Linked DNA regions of Homo sapiens: region 1 is linked to region 2. A link is a contact called in ENCODE Hi-C or POLR2A ChIA-PET data. All regions are on one chromosome and are shown on one strand. Each heading gives the region's core, a stretch centred on a gene start or an enhancer-like site at or near the end of the contact. The rest is flanking DNA. Distances are from core to core; before and after follow the strand shown. Region 1 holds the start of PLIN2 (perilipin 2). Region 2 holds the start of DENND4C (DENN domain containing 4C).

What was found. A loop is a pair of places that touch in the nucleus more often than their neighbours do. ChIA-PET counts read pairs that join two places held with the same protein, here RNA polymerase II (POLR2A). Pooled maps may share reads with other maps.
Region 1: a map of heart left ventricle shows a loop between it and region 2 (10-fold over the local background). The contact joins the promoter of PLIN2 here to the promoter of DENND4C in region 2. A Hi-C loop is called at or near these places in 25 of 168 maps with a recorded cell type or tissue (B cell, CD4-positive, alpha-beta T cell, CD4-positive, alpha-beta memory T cell and 17 more), 34 of 37 single-sample maps with no recorded cell type and 37 of 50 pooled maps. POLR2A ChIA-PET finds 5 or more read pairs at or near these places in 26 of 52 experiments (CD4-positive, alpha-beta T cell, CD4-positive, alpha-beta memory T cell, GM10248 and 19 more).

The regions. Positions count from the first base shown.
Region 1 is chr9:19,126,242-19,128,741 of GRCh38, reverse strand. PLIN2 (perilipin 2) reads left to right here and starts at 1,250. Exons shown (of 8, transcript NM_001122.4): 1 at 1,250-1,323; 2 at 2,294-2,345; 3 at 2,433-2,500. The coding sequence starts at 2,316. RefSeq lists a silencer at 912-1,471 and enhancers at 984-1,493, 1,494-2,004.
Region 2 is chr9:19,225,408-19,232,319 of GRCh38, reverse strand. DENND4C (DENN domain containing 4C) reads right to left here and starts at 1,627. Exons shown (of 33, transcript NM_001330640.2): 1 at 1,487-1,627. RefSeq lists silencers at 1,080-1,219, 1,440-1,809, 1,890-2,189 and enhancers at 823-1,328, 1,329-1,835, 2,220-2,469.

The DNA of each region.
Region 1 (2,500 bases), core at 1-2,500, 100 kb after region 2:
ACAAAACAACAACAACAAAAAAACACAACTGGGACTCAGATGACGTTTTAAGTTGTCTTTGAAAAACAATGCATAACCCTGCACGTATAAAGTTGCCTATGTCACATAACCCTAGGCAGCTGTCATTCTGGAGTGATCTGGAGTTAAGTTTTTTGTTTTCTTTTTCTTTTTTCTTTTCTTTTTTTTTTTTTAGACAGGGTCTCAGTCACTCAGGCTGGGGTGCAGTGGTACAGTGGCGCGATCTCGACTCATTGCAGCCTCGACCACCTGGGCTCAAAAGATTCTTTCACCTCAGCCACCCACCCGCCTGCCCCCAACCCCGCTAAACAGCCGGGACTAGCTGGGACTACAGGCGCGCGCCACCACGCTGGGCTGCTTTCTTTGTATTTTGAGAGAGACGGGGTTTCGCCATGTTGGCCAGGCTGGTGATTCGCTCGCCTCGGCCTCCCAAAGTGCTAGGATTACAGGCGTGAGCCACCGCGCCCAGCCGCCACAAAACTTTTAAAAGTTATTACTTCGCTAAAAATAACAGCGTAGAAGCCATTGTGCAGCGCCACGCGATCTCGGCTCACTGCAGCCTCGACCTCCCAGGCTCAAGCGATCCTCCCATCTTAGCCTCGCAGGTAGCTGGGGCCACAGGCGCACGACACCACGCTGGGCTATTTTTTAAAATAAAATAAAAATCTTCGCCAGGCTGGTCTCGAACTCCTAGGCTCGACAGATCCTCTCGCCTCAGCATCCCAAAGTGTTGTGATTACAGGCGTGAGCCACCGCTTCCATTTTTAGAGTTCTATTCTGAGGACTAACGCCGTTCAACAAGTTGGTGTGAATTTGTTTGCATTTTTCAAAACCCCAAAGCCGGCCTGGGCGCCATCCCCATTTGCCCCGGGCCTCTCAGGACCCCGACCACAGGCAGGACCCCGACCACAGGCAGCGCCCCGACTCCAGGCAGCGCCCCGACTCCAGGCAGGGCTACCTCCAACTCCCAGCCTCCCCAGGCCGGGCCCCCGCCCGGCTCCCGACAGGCTCCTCTCCCCGTGGCGGGGCCCCTCGCCCAGGCAGCACACCCTCTCAACCCGACCGGGCCCCCACCACTCTAGGAGGGCCGGCGTTGGGGGAGGGCGCCGGGACGTGCCCGAGGGTGACACTCGGGCTTGGGACAGGGCGTGCTGCCGCGGGTCACGTGCTGCGGAGGCTTGGGGAGGGGCGGCGAGGCGGGGTTTATAGCCCGGGCGCCCGCGGGCCCCACGCTTTGACCGGGTCGTGGCAGCCGGAGTCGTCTTCGGGACGCGCCTGCTCTTCGCCTTTCGCTGCAGTCCGTCGGTGAGTGCGCGCCCAGTGGGTGCCCCAGCGAACCGGTCCCGGGCCCCCAGCGGCGCCCAGTTGGGGTGGGGGGCTCCCCGGGGCCTTGGGACCGCTGCTCTGCTCCCCGCGGGGCTCAAAGGTGGACGGGACGCGGGGGTGATGGTCCGAGACCCCCCGCTCGCCTCGCGGCTTCCAGGTCCTGGCTGGGTAGGGGCGGTCTGCTGAACCCGCGCTTTCGACCCTTGCCTTTGTGCGTTGAGGCTTCTTTCCTGCCAACAGATTTAGGGCGATTGCTATCGAATGTCCCTTGGCCTGCTTGGGTGGTTGTGGGAAAACAATATTTGTCGAAGGGACATTATCGAAAGGGAAACGCGTTAGAAAACCGCATTTTTTTTTTGACGGAGTCTCGCTCTGTCGCCCAGGCTGGAGTGCAGTGACGCCATCTAGGCTCACTGCAACCTCCGCCTCCCGGGTTCAAGCGATTCTCCTGCCTCAGCCTCCAGAGCAGCTGGGATAACAGGCGCCCGCCACCACGCCCGGCTAATTTTTGTATTTTTAGAAGAGACGGGGTTTCACCACGTTGGTCAGGCTGGTCTTGAACTCCTGACATCAAGCAGTCCACCCCCCTCGGCCTCCCAAAGTGCTGGGATTACAGGCGTGAGCCACCGCGTCCGGCTTGGCTAGCATTTTTGTTAACAGATACTCGGAGAAACAAGAGAAGTATGTCAACAACTTTACTTCTCCCTCCTGAGTATTGCAAGTTTACACATAAGCTCTGAAACTTTGCCTCAAAAGAGGGAGTGGGGTTGTGTGGGTGTGGGTCTTTCAGGAGGGGGACCTGGAGAGCTGGAGAGAGGAAAGAAGTGCAGAAGACTACAGGGAGCTCACCCTGCATTTTTCTCTACTTGTAATCAGCATTTGCTTGGGTTGGGGAATGAATTTGGGAGAGTCTTATCCCGGTGTTCTGAAATAAGTCTCTTTTCTGCAGATTTCTTTCTCCAGGAAGAAAAATGGCATCCGTTGCAGTTGATCCACAACCGGTATGAATTTTGAGTAGCCTTTGTCTACTTTCTCTCCTTTTGTGTTTTGAGAGATTAATAAGCATACCCTCCCTACTTTGATTGCAGAGTGTGGTGACTCGGGTGGTCAACCTGCCCTTGGTGAGCTCCACGTATGACCTCATGTCCTCAGCCTA
Region 2 (6,912 bases), core at 378-2,877:
GGAGGAAAGTGTGGATTGAGTGGCAGAAAACCCTTTGCCACTACTGAAAAAAAAAACAAGTCAAAGCAAGCCTATATGACAGGCAGATCATGTTCATGAATACAAATCTAACTTCATTGCCGACTTCCCAGTCTCACAGCAAGACGGCAGTTTACCAACTCTTTAACAGTAATACAAAGAACAGGACAGAAAATATAGTTTCTTTTTTGCATGCTATAGTGATCAAGAATAAAGGATACCTTTAATGTTCAAAGATGAAAACTTCCTTTTGCAACTAATATTGCTCTTATCGCGTGTACACAGAAAAATCATACAACGCTCTGCATTTCTGATAGAGTAATACACACTATCACATCAAATCAAGTATTTATCCAGAACTTAGCGCCTTAGCACTAACGTTCTCCCCTCTCATTATACACAGACCGGAAGGGAAAACCTATTCCTACGTAAATTAGGGCCTAGGAAGAACGCCTCAACACGGGTTTGCACACAATTAAGCAGGCTCAGTGGGTCAATTTCTCAGGCTACAACGCTTGACAGTATCTCGGAGGCACAAAGAGACAGCTGAGGGTTCACTACTGGAAATGACACTTTCCCTCAAATTTGCACAAGTACCCGCGGTAACTACCCTAAATTTTCCCGTGTGACAAACATACATAAGGGGAGAAGGAGGCGGTACTATTTAAAAACTGGGTAATTCCTTATTAGTGCAGATAAAAGACGGTCTTCGAGAGGGAAAAGGTCTATCAAGCAGAAAAGGGGAGGAAAAAAAAAAAGACGTGACAGCATTCTTAAAACAGAAAAAGTTACAGCTCTTTACAGGAGTCAGCCTTAGGACTTCATTCCTTGGTTTTGTGTTTAGTCACTCCAGAGTTAAAAGGATACTGCCCTCCTAGAAAGTCATCCCCGACAAAGAAGCCCTGAGGATCGGCCACCGTAAGACAGAGAAGGAAATGTCTTCAATTCACCAGAGACACCTGCCCAGGTCCCCCTCCTCCCCGTTGTCCCCGACACTTCTCAGTCCCCCGACTCCTCTCGAGACTGCCCGCCACCCCTGGCTCTAGCTCTCCGCTCTCTCAGCCTCGACCCCCTCTGGGAAGCCCCGATCCTGCTCCCTCCGCACCCCGGCCCCCACCAAAGCGGCCGTCGCCCCGGCGGTCCCCCGGGCCCAGACCCCTCGCGCTTGTACGCAAACGATTCTCATGGGCCCGGCGGGCGACGCGGGGAGGCTCTTCAGGGGCAGCCTTTCCCCGACTGCATCCCGCAGGATCCGGGGACTCCCCGCCCCCGGAAACCGCGGAGAAACTAGGCCACGAACGCCAGCCGCGGCCACTCTCCGCCTCCTCGGCGACCCCCCGCGGGCCAGCCACTCGGAACTCAGCCCTCCGGGCTCTACCTGTCCCGCGCCCTCCCAGCCTTGCAGCGCAGGCCCCGCGAGGGCACGGCGCAGGCTTCCTCCGCCAAAGGCCCCGCGCCGCAGCCTCACCTGCTGCCTGCTCCTCTGTCAGCGCAGCCCCGACACGGCTTCTTCCTGGGGCAAGAAAGCACCGGATTCGCGGACTGGGCGCGCTCGGCAGGGCAGGGCGGGGGACTAGCTCCAGCGGCCGCCGCCGCCTCAGTCCGGTCTGCGCCTGCGCCGCCTCGCGGGCAGGGTCTCCGAGGGGCGCCGCCTACAGCCAGGGGCGATGGCCGGAGCGCTGGCCCGCGCGGGTGCCTCCGCGCTGTGAGCCGTCGGACAGTGCGGGCGGCGCGTCGCCTAGGAGCTGCCCGCGGCGCAGCCGTCCCAAGACCTGACCGCCATGTTTCTGTTCCCTTTTTCTCCCCCGCCTTCCGCCCCTTTCCACAAAACAGCACTTTCTTTTCCCCCTCCCTCTCCCTTTCCTCCTGCGGGGGCGGGTGGAAAAGGGCGGGGGGTGGGAGGGAGAAGACGCAGGGAGGAGGGGGGCGGTGCGGTGCTCAGGCCCCTCCCCCGGGGAGGGCCGAGGCCCTGCAGCCACCGCTCCCCTCCCCCGCCCGACCCCTGTGCGACCCCCGCGGGGCGCGGGGTCTGAGCCTTGCGGGCCTCCGATCCCCTCCTCAGCGTTCGCGCGGCCGAGCCTGCAGAAACAGAGCTGGGGAGAAAGCGCTCTGGAGGCCGCTGTGCACCCCTTCCTGCAGGGCTCAGACTGGCGGTGTGATGTGGGTTTATTGCCTTGGCCTGAGGCAGGTGGCGGCTGCTTCTCTCGGAGTTTTCAAAGACAGGGAAAGTGATGCCGAGTGGCTGAAGGTCACTGAGGACAGTGCCGGGAGATACGTGAAGATTCCTTCCCAGGGAAGGAATCTGGAATTCCCACGCATGAGTAGAGGGCTCTAGAGAGACCCGCGCGCTGGCCCTTCCCGAAACCCCTTGGCTCCAGTGCACCATGTGAGTCCCTGGCCGCGCTCGGTGTCTCTCCTTCGGCCCAGATTTGGGGATGGGAATTCCTAATGGAGAAATCGCTCATTTGCATAGTCAGTACCCTCACGCCTCCTAAGTGTAGCCTCATTATCGACACAGACGCCTGCAGAGTCGTTTCTCTATAATGCAAATTTTGCAGGATATTTTTGAACAACGTTTTTGAGTTATCATAGTAAATGAAAAAGCAATTACTAGTTATTTAGGAAGAAGGAAATGGTTTGAAGTAGAGATAACTTTTTTACCTCTGGGGGGAAAAAAAGGCGAATGACTTCAGATTCCATGGCAGGTCAAAATCAGAACTGGTAAGATTTCTGCATATCTGGTGAGTATCCACATAAATAATCATTTTCCTGAAAATTACACTCTCCTTATTTAATCTGTATTTTTGCATAAAAATGTGAGATTATACCTGGGTCATAAATGCACTGCTGTCCATTTATTTCTGAAGTTTATTGCATAGCCATGGATAATTTGAGTTTTATATTCAATAGCAGAAACTATTTTTCTAACCACGTAAGCAGTCAGAATTGATTTCAGAAGAAATGCGCAGCAATAAAAGTTAAGGCTTATTTAATAACAGTTTGGGGCCAATTTGGTCCCCCTGGAAACTATCTTTGACATTGACAATCCGAAGAGCAAAAGTTTAAGAAAGGATCTAATACTTCAAAATTTAGCTTGTGGGCCGGACGCGGTGGTTCACGTCTGTAATCCCAGCACTTTGGGAGGCTGAGGCGGGCGGATCACCTGAGGTCGAGAGTTCCAGACCAGCCTGACCAACATGGAGAAACACTGTCTCTACTAAAAATACAAAATTAGCCGGGCGTGGTGGTGCATGCCTGTAATCCCAGCTACTCGGGAGGCTAAGGCAGGAGAATGGCTTGAACCTGGGAGGCGGAGGTTGCAGAGAGCCGAGATTGCGCCATTGCACTCCAGCCTGGGCAACAAGAGCAAAACTCTGCCTCAGAAAAAAAAAAAAAAAGAAAAAAAAGAAAAGAAACAGTGAAACAAAATTTAGCTTGTGGGCTTCTTTTCCTTCTTTCCCAAAGTCTAAATTAATTAGCAGTTTTAAAGCAATATAAACGAGATTTCTTTCTTTATTTACATATATATTTTTTAATTTTTCCTCATCCCAACTAGAAAAGGAAAGACAAGATTTCTTCGCCCCCTCCTTTTTTTTGGACACAGGATCCCCCCCTCTGTCACCCAGGCTGGAGTGCAGTGGCACAAACAGGGTTCACTGCAGCCTTAACTTCCTGCCACCTCAGCCTCCCGAATAGCTGAGATGGTAGGCCTGTGCCAACCACCCACCCACACCCCACTAATTTTTTGGGGGGGTTAGGGGAAGATATAAAGTCTCACTATATTGCCCAGGCTAGTCTTGAACACCTGAACTCAAGCAATCCTATTACCTCAGCCTCCCAAAACTCTGGGATTACAGATATGAGGCACCGTGCCCAACCAAGACAAGATTTCTTAATGGGTACATTCATTTAATTAGCTCTCAGGGATTCAGAGTTTTTTTTTTTCTCTCTCTCTCTCTTTTTTTATGGCACCCACAGAAATGAAAAATGGATGAGGCCAGTATCTCTCTTCCACTTGACTTGATTTTTCTCACTTTGCAATGGAAGGCTTAGGATTTTCTTTAATTTTTCTCACTATCTTAATCGTCCTATAGATTTACCATAGATTTTTCACTGCCATTTTCCACCAAAAATTTCATAGAATGAACTTGAATGTTTTGGGACTAATTTTTCATGTGAGTTAACTGTTCTCAGATCTGGAAGTTCTTGATTCAGCAACCTTCCCAACTGCATGCTTAGGGGCCCAGAACTGAAATAAGTTCATTTGAAATTTTATATATATATATTTATATATATATATATTTTTTGAGACAGAGGCTTGCTCTATTGCACAGGCTGGAGTGCAATGGCATCGTCTTGGCTCACTGCAACCTCCACCTCCCAGGCTCAAGCGCTTCTCCTGCTTCAGCCTTCTAAGTAGCTGGGACTACAGGCGTGCGCAACCAACCACACCCGGCTAATTTTTTGTTTTTTTTGTTTTTGTTTTTGTTTTTTTTTGGGTAGATAACAGTGTTTTGCCACGTTGCCCAGGCTGGTCTCAAACTCCTGAGTTCAAGCAATCCGCCTGCTTCCCGGCCACCCAAAGTGCTAGGATTCTAGGTGTGAGCCACCACACCCGGCCTCATTTTAAATTTTAATATAAAGGCTGGGCACCATGGTTCATGCCTGTAATCCCAGCACTTTGGGAGGCTGAAGTGGGTGGATCACCGGAGGTCGGGAATTTGAGACCAGCCTGACCAATGTGATAAAACCCCGTCTCTATTTAAAAATACAAAAATTAGCCAGATATGGTGGTGGGTGCCTGTAATCTCAGCTACTAGGGAGGCTGAGACAGGAGAATCTCTTGAACCCAGAAGGCAGAGATTGCAGTGAGCCGAGATCTCACCGCTGCACTCCAGCCTGATGGACAGAGCAAGACCCTGTTTCAAAAAAATAATAATAATATTTGACTGTATAAAAAGTAGGAGAGTCGGAGAGCCCGATATCAACATAATTGTTATAATGATTATAGTGTCACAGTTTTAGTTGGGCCTATGTAGATAGAAGAATGCATAGGAAAAAATCAGCCCATCGAAGAGGGGAACACAGACATTCTAGCAGAAAGCTCCTTCTTGCTGCCTTCTGACTGGGCGTGGTCACTGCAGATTTCCGTGGAACTGTGACACAAAGGAGTGGAATGAAAATGTTGAAAATTTCCTTAAGATATTTTTGGGGCCGGGCGCGGTGGCTCACACCTGTGATCCCAGCACTTCGGGAGGCCGAGGCGGGCAGATCACCTGAGGTCAGGAGTTTGAGACCATCCTGGACAACATGACGAAACACCATCTCTACTAAAAATACAAAAATTAGCCGGGCGTGGTGGTGTGCGCTTGTAATCCCAGCTACTCAGGAAGCTGAGGCAGGAGAATCGCTTGAACCCGGTAGGCAGAGGTTGCAGTGAGCCGAGATTGCACCACTGTACTCCGGCCTGGGCGACAGAGCAGGACTCTGTCTCAAAAAAAAAAAAAAACATGATTTTTTTTTTTTTTTTTTTTGAGATGGAGTCTTGCTCTGTCGCCCAGGCCAGAGTGCAATGGTGTGATCTTCGTTCACTGCAACCTCTGCCTTCCAAGTTCAAGCGATTCTCCTTCCTCAGCCTCCTGAATAGCTGGGATTACAGGCACGCGCCACAACACCCGGCTAATTTTTGTAATTTTTAGTAGAGACGGAGTTTCACCATGTTGTTCAGGCTGGTCTTGAACTCCTGACCTCGTGATCTGCCCGCCTCAGCCTCCCAAAGTGCTGGGATTACAGGCATGAGCCACCATGCCCAGCCCCGCTTCAAAAACTTCTAATCATTGCCCTGTGAGGGCAGGAGTAATATATATCACAGATGTGTATTTATATGTTTTTATTCTGGATGCCTAGGATCTAGCAGAGTAACTCATATATATTATAGTCTCTCAGAAACTAATTGATGGGCCAGGTGTGGTGTCTCAAGCTTGTAATCCCAGCACTTTGGGAAGCCAAGGTGGGCAAATCGCTTGAGCTCAGGAGTTCAGGACCAGCCTGAGCAACATGGCGAATCCCCATTTCTACCAAAAATACAAAAAATTAGCTGGGTGTGGTAGTGCATGCCGGTAGTCCCAGCTACTCGGAAGGCTGAGGTGTGAGGATCACTTGAGCCTGGAAGGCGGAGGTTGCAATGAGCCAAGATCGTGCCACTGCACTCCAGTCTGGGTGACACCTAGACCCTGTCTCAAAAAAAAAAAAAAGTTAAAAATAATAATAATAATAATTGATGAATGCCTGGCATAAATCAGTCTGTGCTTCTCTCACTTTCTTTCTCTCTGTTCTTGGGTAAGTTACTTAACTTTTCCTCATCTGTAAAGTAAGTAGAATGATATTCACAAAGAAGATCATTTATTAATTTACAATAGGCTATAAATATTAAACACATCAGTTCAGGAATCAATAATCAGCACATGTGATAGGCAGCCTCTCAGTATGGTTTACAACAATTCCTGCCTCCTGCCATTTATATCCTTGTGTAATCCCCTCATATTGAGTGTGGGGTGAACTTACTGACTGGTTTCTAATACACTGAGTACTTCAAAACTGATAGGATAACTCTAACAGGATGAAATGATAAAAGACTGTGGCTTCAGTCTTAAATTCTTTGTCTCATCCTCTTGGATTGCTTGCTCTTGGGGAAACTAGGTACCATGCCATCAGGTTTCCTTGTGATTTTGATTAGAAGTGGATCCTCCCCAAACTGAGCCTTGAGATGAGCATGGCCTCAGCCAACATCTTGATTGCAGCGTCCTGAGAGACCGTGATCCAGATCACCCAGCTAAGCCACTCCCGGATTCTTTAGTCATAGAAACTGTGAGGTAATAAATGCTTCTTCTTTCC